Linked DNA regions of Homo sapiens: regions 1 and 3 are each linked to region 2. The links are chromatin contacts, found by Hi-C or POLR2A ChIA-PET in ENCODE. All regions are on one chromosome and are shown on one strand. Each heading gives the region's core, a stretch centred on a gene start or an enhancer-like site at or near the end of the contact. The rest is flanking DNA. Distances are from core to core; before and after follow the strand shown. Region 1 overlaps CKM (creatine kinase, M-type). Region 2 holds the start of ERCC1 (ERCC excision repair 1, endonuclease non-catalytic subunit). Region 3 holds the start of KLC3 (kinesin light chain 3).

The links. A loop is a pair of places that touch in the nucleus more often than their neighbours do. ChIA-PET counts read pairs that join two places held with the same protein, here RNA polymerase II (POLR2A). Pooled maps may share reads with other maps.
Region 1: a map of gastrocnemius medialis shows a loop between it and region 2 (2.8-fold over the local background). The contact joins the enhancer-like site here to the promoter of ERCC1 in region 2. A Hi-C loop is called at or near these places in 1 of 168 maps with a recorded cell type or tissue (gastrocnemius medialis) and 1 of 50 pooled maps. POLR2A ChIA-PET finds 5 or more read pairs at or near these places in 3 of 52 experiments (A673, H1 and RWPE1).
Region 3: a pooled map shows a loop between it and region 2 (2.3-fold over the local background). The contact joins the promoter of KLC3 here to the promoter of ERCC1 in region 2. A Hi-C loop is called at or near these places in 2 of 50 pooled maps. POLR2A ChIA-PET finds 5 or more read pairs at or near these places in 7 of 52 experiments (BJ, CD8-positive, alpha-beta memory T cell, Caco-2 and 3 more).

Annotation. Positions count from the first base shown.
Region 1 is chr19:45,308,811-45,311,579 of GRCh38, reverse strand. All of the region lies in intron 5 of CKM (creatine kinase, M-type), which reads left to right. Among named protein-coding and RNA genes, the nearest start is that of CKM, 13 kb to the left of the region's middle. Within about 2 kb of position 1,364, at least 3 of the 41 ENCODE cell types and tissues checked have a DNase peak (open chromatin) inside an H3K27ac peak, as active enhancers do; they include gastrocnemius medialis, where a contact is called at or near this core.
Region 2 is chr19:45,422,489-45,425,290 of GRCh38, reverse strand. ERCC1 (ERCC excision repair 1, endonuclease non-catalytic subunit) reads left to right here and starts at 1,374. Exons shown (of 10, transcript NM_001983.4): 1 at 1,374-1,510; 2 at 1,910-2,021. The coding sequence starts at 1,917. RefSeq lists enhancers at 646-940, 1,189-1,238, 1,299-1,388.
Region 3 is chr19:45,339,323-45,342,022 of GRCh38, reverse strand. KLC3 (kinesin light chain 3) reads right to left here and starts at 1,273. Exons shown (of 13, transcript NM_177417.3): 1 at 1,177-1,273. RefSeq lists a silencer at 1,288-1,377.

The DNA.
Region 1 (2,769 bases), core at 115-2,614, 110 kb after region 2:
GTCAGATTTTGGGATATCTGGACCGGAGAAGTGGTAGTTAAAAACTTAAGACTTGGCGGGGCACGGTGGCTCATGCCTGTAATCCCTGCACTTTGCGAGGCCAAGGCGGGGGGATCACTTGAGGTCAGGAGTTTGAGACCAGCCTGGCCAACACGGTGTCTACTAAAAATGACAAAAATTTAGCTGGGCGTAGTGGCAGGCGCCTGTAGTCCCAGCTACTTGGGAAGATGATGCAGGAGAATCGCTTGAACCCAGGTGGCGGAGGTTGCAGTGAGCCGAGATCGTGCCACTGCACTCCAGCCTGGGCGACAGAGCCAGACTGTCTCAAAAAAAAACAAACAAAAAAGAAAGAACTTAGACTTGGCCGGGCACAGTGGCTCACACCTGTAATCCCAGCACTTTGGGAGGCTGCAGCAGGAGGGTCGCTTGTGCCCAGGAGTTCTAGACCAGCCTGGGCAACATAGGGAGACCACGTCGCTACAAAAATTAAAAAAAAAAAAAGCCAGGCGCGGTGGCTCACGCCTGTAATCCCAGCACTTTGGGAGGCCAAGGTGGGCGGATCACGAGGTCAGGAGATTGACACCATCCTGGCTAACACGGTGAAACCCCGTCTCTACTAAAACTACAAAAAAAAAAAAAAAATTAGCCCGGCGTCGTGGCAGGCGCCTGTAGTCCCAGCTACTTGGGAGGCTGAGGCAGGAGAATGGCCTGAACCCAAGAGGCGGAGCTTGCAGTGAGCTGAGATCGTGCCACTGCACTCCAGCCTGGGCGACAGGAGACTCCGTCTCAAAAAAAAAAAAAAAAAAAAAAAAAAAAAAAAGCCAGGCGTGATGGCGTATACCTGTGGTCCCAGCTACTCGAGAGGCTGAGGATCAGCTGGGCCCAGAGGATTGAGGTTACTGTGAATCATGACCGAGGTACTGCACTCCAGCTACCTGTCTCAAAAATAAGAACTCAGACTTGAACCGTACTCCCTAGGTTCAAATCCCAGCTCTACCATTTACTAACTTTACTAGCTTTGTGACCTTGGGCAACTTATTTTATTTTTCTCTACCCCAGTTTCCTAGCTATAGGATAGGGATCACAATAATTTGTAGTTTCTGGTGTTCTTGTGAGGATTAAATGAGTTAATTTATGTAAAGTATTAAAAGCAGTGCCTGGGCCAGGCGCGGTGGCTCACGCCTGTAATCCCAGCACTTTGGGAGGCCAAGGCGGGCGGATCACGAGGTCAGGAGATCGAGACCATCCTGGCTAACATGGTGAAACCCCGTCTCTACTAAAAATACAAAAAATTAGCTGGGCTTGGTGGCAGGCGCCTGTAGTCCTACTTACTCGTGAGGCTGAGGCAGGAGAATGGCGTGAACCCGGGAGGCGGAGCTTGAAGTGAGCCAAGATCGCATCACTGCACTCCAGCCTGGGCGACAGACCAAGACTCTGTCTCAAAAAAAAAAAAAAAAAAAAAAGCAGTGCCTGGTATACACTAAGTGTTCAGTACATCTTGGTTATTCGTCTTATCTTTATTATAAAGTATTATTGCTAGACTTGTTTTGACTCTTTGAATCCCTGATTCAGATAGTCAAAGATTTAGAGAACCTAGGTTTCAATCGATGAAGGGAGCCTGGGTGCTAAGATATACAGATGGGATGATTCTAAGATTTCAAGATTTTAAATATTTTTAGGTTTTAAGATTCCACTCATTTATTTATTTATTTATTTTGAGATGGACTCTCACTCTGAGGCCCAGGCTGGAGTGCAGTGGGTTGATCTCGACTCACTGAAACCTCCATCTCCCGGGTTCAAACGATCCTCTCACCCTCCGCCTCCTTAGTAGCTAGGACGACAGGCATGTGCCACTGTGCCCAGCTAGTTTTCGTATTTTTGGTAGAGACAGCGTTCTGCCATGTTGCTCAGGCTGGTCTCGAACTCTTCACCTTAAGTGATCCGCCCACCTCAGCCTCCCAAAGTGCTGGGATTACAAGCGTGAGCCACCATGCCTGCCCTCAGGTTTTTTTTTTTTTTTTTTTGAGACAGGGTCTTGCTCTGTTGCCCAGGCTGGAGTGCAGTGGTGGGATCATAGCTCGCTGCAGCCTGGACCTTCCAAGGTCAAGTGATCCTCCCGCCTCAGCCTCCCCAGTGGCTTGGACTACAGGCATGTGTCCCACCATGCCTGCTAATTTTTTAAATTTTGTAGATATGTGGGTCTTGCCATGTTGCCCAGGGTAGTCTTGAACTCCTGGGCTCAAGCAATCCTCCGGCCTTGGCCTCCCAAAGTGCTGGGATTACAGGCATGAGCCACCACACCCGGCCATTTCCGGATCTTAATATTTTATGTTCTTTTTTTTTTTTTTTTTTGAGATGGAGTCTCGCTCTGTTGCCCAGGCTGGAGTGCAGTGGCGCGATCTCGACTCACTGCAAGCTCCACCTCCCGGGTTCTCGCCATTCTCTTGCCTCAGCCTCCTGAGTAGCTGGGACTACAGATGCCCGCCACCATGCCCAGATTTTTTTTTGTATTTTTTAGTAGAGACAGGGTTTCGACGTGTTAGCCAGGATGGTGTCGATCTCCTGACCTTGTGATCCGCCCGCCTCGGCCTCCCAAAGTGCTGGGATTACAGGCGTGAGCCACCGCACCCAGCCTTAATATTTTATGTTCTAAGATCCTGCTTCTGAGATGCTAGGATTGGGAGCTAACACACTACGATGGGAAGATTTTCTGGTCCTGAAACCAGATGTAGGATTACCAAGTGTTATCAGTTCTGATCCCAAGCTTCT
Region 2 (2,802 bases), core at 125-2,624:
GGGAGGACAACACGGGGCTTTTATCTTTTACGTAGATAAAAGAAATGATAGAATATATCATTATAGCCGTGCACTGTAATCCCAGCACTTTGGGAGGTCACAAAGTGACCTCAGGATCAGCTGAGGTCAGGAGTTTGAGACCAGCCTGGCCAACATGGTGAAACCCCGTCTCTACTAAAAATACAAAAAAAAAAAAAAAAAAAAAAAATTAGCCGGGCATGGTGGCACATGCCTGTAATCCCAGCTACTAAGGAGGCAGGAGAATCGCTTGAACCCGGGAGGGGGAGGTGCAGTGAACTGAGATCGCGCCATTGCACTCCAGCCTGGGTAATAAGAGCGAAACTCCGTCTCGAAAAAAAAAAAAAAAAGAAAAAAAAGAATTTATCATTATGACCCTGGGTTATGGCAGGGCTCTTAACACACCAAAAGCAAAAGTCAGAACGGAACAGATTGATAAATAGTTGCGCATAAACACAAATAACTTCTGTGCCAAAAATAACTAAAGTTAAAGCCCAAAGTAGAAACTAGGAGGAAATGTTTGCAATATGGGTAACTAAGGATTAGAATCAGAATCCATAAAGTACCCCTAGAAATTAATAGTAATAAAAAAGCCATACAACCCATTTTAAAAATGGACAAGGAATATGAGCAAGCAATTCACAGAAGACAAAATTTACAAGACCAATACTTTCACAAAAAACATTCCATTTCCTTAGTAATCAGAGAGCTGCAAGTTAGAACAGTGTGATACTATCCTTTCAGGAAGTGACTAATACTAACTCATCAGCCAGGCCCCTGCTCAGATGTCCCTTCCTCCAGGAAGCCCTTCCGGACTCCGGGGCTGAGTCAGGCGCTCCCCCTGACCCCCATCCCACGGCTCTCCCGGGATCTCCCATCCCAGACCTGCCCATTCTGGGTCAGCACTGGGAACGTGTCTGTGTCCCTTACTGAACCGTAAGCTCCGGGAGGACAACACGGGGCTGTCGTTGGTCACTGCTGTGTCACCAGCACGGACTCGCACAGGACCGGGAAGAGAGGAAGCGCGTGGGGGGAATAGGTGTGGAATAAATGAATGAATGAGGAAACTGAAGCCAAGTCAATGTCTGAGTTGGATTCAAACTTAAGTCTCTCCTTACTGAGAGGAGGGACCAAGTTGGATCTCCTGCGATCTGTTCTCCACTGAGCCCTGCCAGGATTCTGGGCACACAGAAGCGCTCAGTAAGGGCTTTGAAACTTAACAGTTTGGGAGCCAGATCCTCAGGCCACATCTCTCTCCTCCCACGACCTCCGCGGTCCTCCAGAACCATAGAGAGTTGTACAGAGATCGCCCTGCTCTATGCTCTACTCTCCTGGGGAGCGGGGCCAGAGAGGCCGGAAGTGCTGCGAGCCCTGGGCCACGCTGGCCGTGCTGGCAGTGGGCCGCCTCGATCCCTCTGCAGTCTTTCCCTTGAGGCTCCAAGACCAGCAGGTGAGGCCTCGCGGCGCTGAAACCGTGAGGCCCGGACCACAGGTGCGGGAGGCGGAGACTGCGGGTGGAGATTGGCGCCGCGGAAGCCAATCATTGCCGAGTCTGAGAGATGGACAAGGCCAGGCGTGGGGAGGGCGTCCAGATGCTAGCCTCGGGGGCCGGACGAACGGAAGGCGGGGGATGGTGGGGACGGAGCCAATAGAATCCGGTGGGGGCGAGGGGCGGAGCGATGGGACTTGTGGACCTGTAAGGGGCGGGGCGAGCCGAAGGTGGAGGTCAAAGGGGCGTGGCGTTACAGAGCCTCTAGCGCTGGGTGTTGGGGACCTGACGCTATGGAGCTCTCGGAGTTTTGTGGGGGACGGCTGTGAGTGGGGGGTTCCTGCTGCGGGATGAGAACGTAGACGCCAGTGGCTCACTCGCTCCTGGCACCTTCCCTTTCAGGCTCCAGATGGACCCTGGGAAGGACAAAGAGGGGGTGCCCCAGCCCTCAGGGCCGCCAGCAAGGAAGAAATTTGTGATACCCCTCGACGAGGATGAGGTCCCTCCTGGAGTGGTAGGACAAGGAGATGCGGGGCCCCTGGGAGGCTGGGGGCTGTTAGGACGAAGAGGATAGGATGGGGCCTGTGGGACCAGGGTGTGGGTTAGTGGATTTGGGGGCCACGGACGACTTGGGGAAACAGTCCTTGGTCCTCCCCAGGTCCCAGTTTCCCCATCTGTGAAATGGATGGGTGGTTCTAAGAGAGGGCTAAGGCAGAGGCCAGACACTGGCATTCAGCAGGTAGCCCCTGATGTGTTTTACGAGGCCAGCACCCTGATTTTTCAAGACATGAATTTATTGCTCGTGTTTAAGAATCGCCAGGTTTTGCAATCTTAAAAAAATCTACACTTTAGACATATTTTGGTAAATGGAAGGACCTGGCAATATTGAAATCTCCTTCCCAAGGGAAAACAATCGACGGGTGATGAGCATTGGCTATGAAGAAAAGGAAAGTGGGCTAAGGATGTAGGGCATGATGGGGGAGAGGACCTTCCTACTCTATTTATTTATTTATTTATTTATTTTTTTGAGACAGAGTCTCGCTCTTTTGCCCAGGCTGGAGTGCACTGGCACCATCTCGGCTCACTGCAACCTCTGCCTCCTGGGTTCAAGCGATTCTCCTGCCTCAGCCTCCCGAGTAACTGGGATTACAGGAGCGCGCCTGGCTAATTTTTGTATTTTTAGTAGAGACGGGTTTCACCATGTTGGTCAGGCTGGTCTCGAACCTCAAGTGATCCGCCCACCTCGGCCTCCCAAAGTGCTGGGATGTACAGGCATGAGCCACCATGCCTGGCCC
Region 3 (2,700 bases), core at 24-2,523, 83 kb after region 2:
CACACAGAGCCCCGGGTGCACAACCGCACAGCTGATAATCATAGGCACAGTCCCACACACTGATCCCTGACGCGGACCCCCTTTTCCATCCTGTCACCCGCTTGGAGGAGCATCCCACTTAAATGTCCACGTCTCCACTCCCATCTCCCACAAACTCTCCGTTGCACACCACTGCCAGCCACGGTATCAATGCAGATCACACACCCTCTAGTTCCTCTCTACACACACACACACACACACACACACGCACACACGGCTTCACACACCTCCACACCTCACTCATCCAACCCCAAGGTTCCACGCGCACCGTCCCATGAAACAGCTCCACTTCTGGACACAGTTCCGCCCAGCCCCATGCACCATCACAGTGACACACAATCAAAAGTCAATCATAGTCACCTATCACTGATCCAGTGCCACACTGTCCACCACACGCGCGCGCGCACACACACACACACACACACACACCAACAGGCAGAAAGACAACCACAGCCGCACAGCCTCTTGGTCAATCACACCTAATCCTACAACCAGTTCCACTCTCTGCCATGAAGACAGCCACACACACAGCCACACACATGCACATCAGGCCAAGCAGAAAGTCGACTACAGTCGCACTAGCTCTTGGTCGTAAAGTGCTACCAGCAATCCAATTCTACACACACACCATTCCAGTCAGAGGTCGCCCACGTTTTCACATTGCTAAAAGTGTCACATCATACACACAGTCCCATCACAGGGTTACACGGACAGTCGCTTTCACCCTCATACCCACAGCCTGACACACTCTCTTACACACACGCAAAGCCACACACACACACACACACACACACACAAACACAGGCAGGCAGGAGACTCCCATCGTGGCCCAGCCCCGCAAGCCGCACCAACTTACCCTGGCCTGCCCAGCCCCGCGCACCAGGCTCACCCGCAGTCACAAGGGCCCCCTCCCTCTCCCTCCCAGGCCCCGCCCCGTCCTCGCTGTTTACCTGCGCTGGGGTGGGGGGCATGGGACCCCAGCCAGGCCTCCAGATCCCGGAGAGCCCCAGGACGGGGCAGGGGGCATCCGGGAGCCCCAAGGCCCTTCCCCGTCTCAGGGCGAGCGGGCCCAGGGTTGCCCCCGCCCCCCATCATCGCGGCTCTCCGAGAGTCCCGCGCCCCACTCCCGGCACCCACCTGACCGCGGGCGGCTCCGGCCCCGCTTCGCCCCACTGCGATCAGTCGCGTCCCGCAGGCCAGGCACGCCCCGCCGCTCCCGCTGCGCCGGGCGTCTGGGACCTCGGGCGGCTCCTCCGAGGGGCGGGGCAGCCGGGAGCCACGCCCCCGCAGGTGAGCCGGCCACGCCCACCGCCCGTGGGAAGTTCAGCCTCGGGGCTCCAGCCCCGCGGGAATGGCAGAACTTCGCACGCGGAACTGGTAACCTCCAGGACACCTCGAATCAGGGTGATTGTAGCGCAGGGGCCTTGGCCAAGCTAAAACTTTGGAAACTTTAGATCCCAGACAGGTGGCTTTCTTGCAGTGCCTGCCCCAGAGCCTTTTCCTTGGTTGTGTGGCCTGCTTCGATCTCTCTTCCCACAGATCTCATCGTCTTTAGGTCTCTTCTCAAAGGCCACCTCCTCCGGCAGGCCTTCCCTGATTGCCCCCTTCTAAATGGCACCCTTCCACCAAAACATTACATACTCCTCTTGATTTTGTTCACAAAACTTTTCAGGGCCTAAAATTACCTTATTTATTTATTGAGAGGGAGTCTCGCTCCGTCACCCAGGCTGGAGTGCAGTAGCGCGATCTCGGCTCACTGCAACCTCCACCTCCCAAGTTCAAGCGATTCTCCCATCTCAGTCTCCCGAGTAGCTGCGACTACAAGTGTCTGCCACCACGCCCGGCTACTTTTTATATTTCTAGTAGAGACGGGGTTTCGCCATGTCGGCCAGGCTGGTCTCAAACTCCTGACCTCAAGTGATCCTCCCGCCTCGGCCTCCCAAAGTTCTGGGATTACAGGAGTGAGCCACCGCCCCCGGCCCCTAAAGTTATTTTATATAACATATATCACATCATTATGTTATGTTATATATTATGTTATTGGCAAGGGAATGTGATATCTAAGAATTGGGCTCAGGGTTCAAATTTGATTCCGGCACTTACTTGCTGTGCAGGCCTTGGGCAAGTAACTTAACCTCTCTGTGCCTCAGTTTCCCTAGTCAATAAAATATAAATAGTCTAAGGCTTTGAGAATTGAATGTTAACTAATACAGGGACAGTACTTTTTTTTTTTTTTTTTTTTTTTTGAGACACAGTCTCGCTGTGTTACCCAGGCTGGAGTACAATGGCGCTATCTTATCTTGGCTCACTGCAACTCCTGGGTTCAAGTCATTCTCCTGTCTCAGCCTCCCGAGTAGCTGGGATTACAGGCGCCCGCCACCATGCCCAGCTAATTTTTCCATTTTTAGTAGAGACGGGGTTTCCCCATGTTAGCCAGGCTGATCTCGAACTCCTGACCTTAGGTGATCTGCCCACCTCGACCTCCCAAAGTGCTGGAATTACAGGCGTGAGCCACCGCGCCTGGCCAGGACAGTACTTTTATCAGGGCCTCGCAAATAGAAAGTACTTAGTAAATACTCGCTACTGACTGTATATTATGGGTTCACTTTTTCTCCTCTACTATATAAGCTCTGAGGGCAGGGCTGTATATTGTCAGCACTG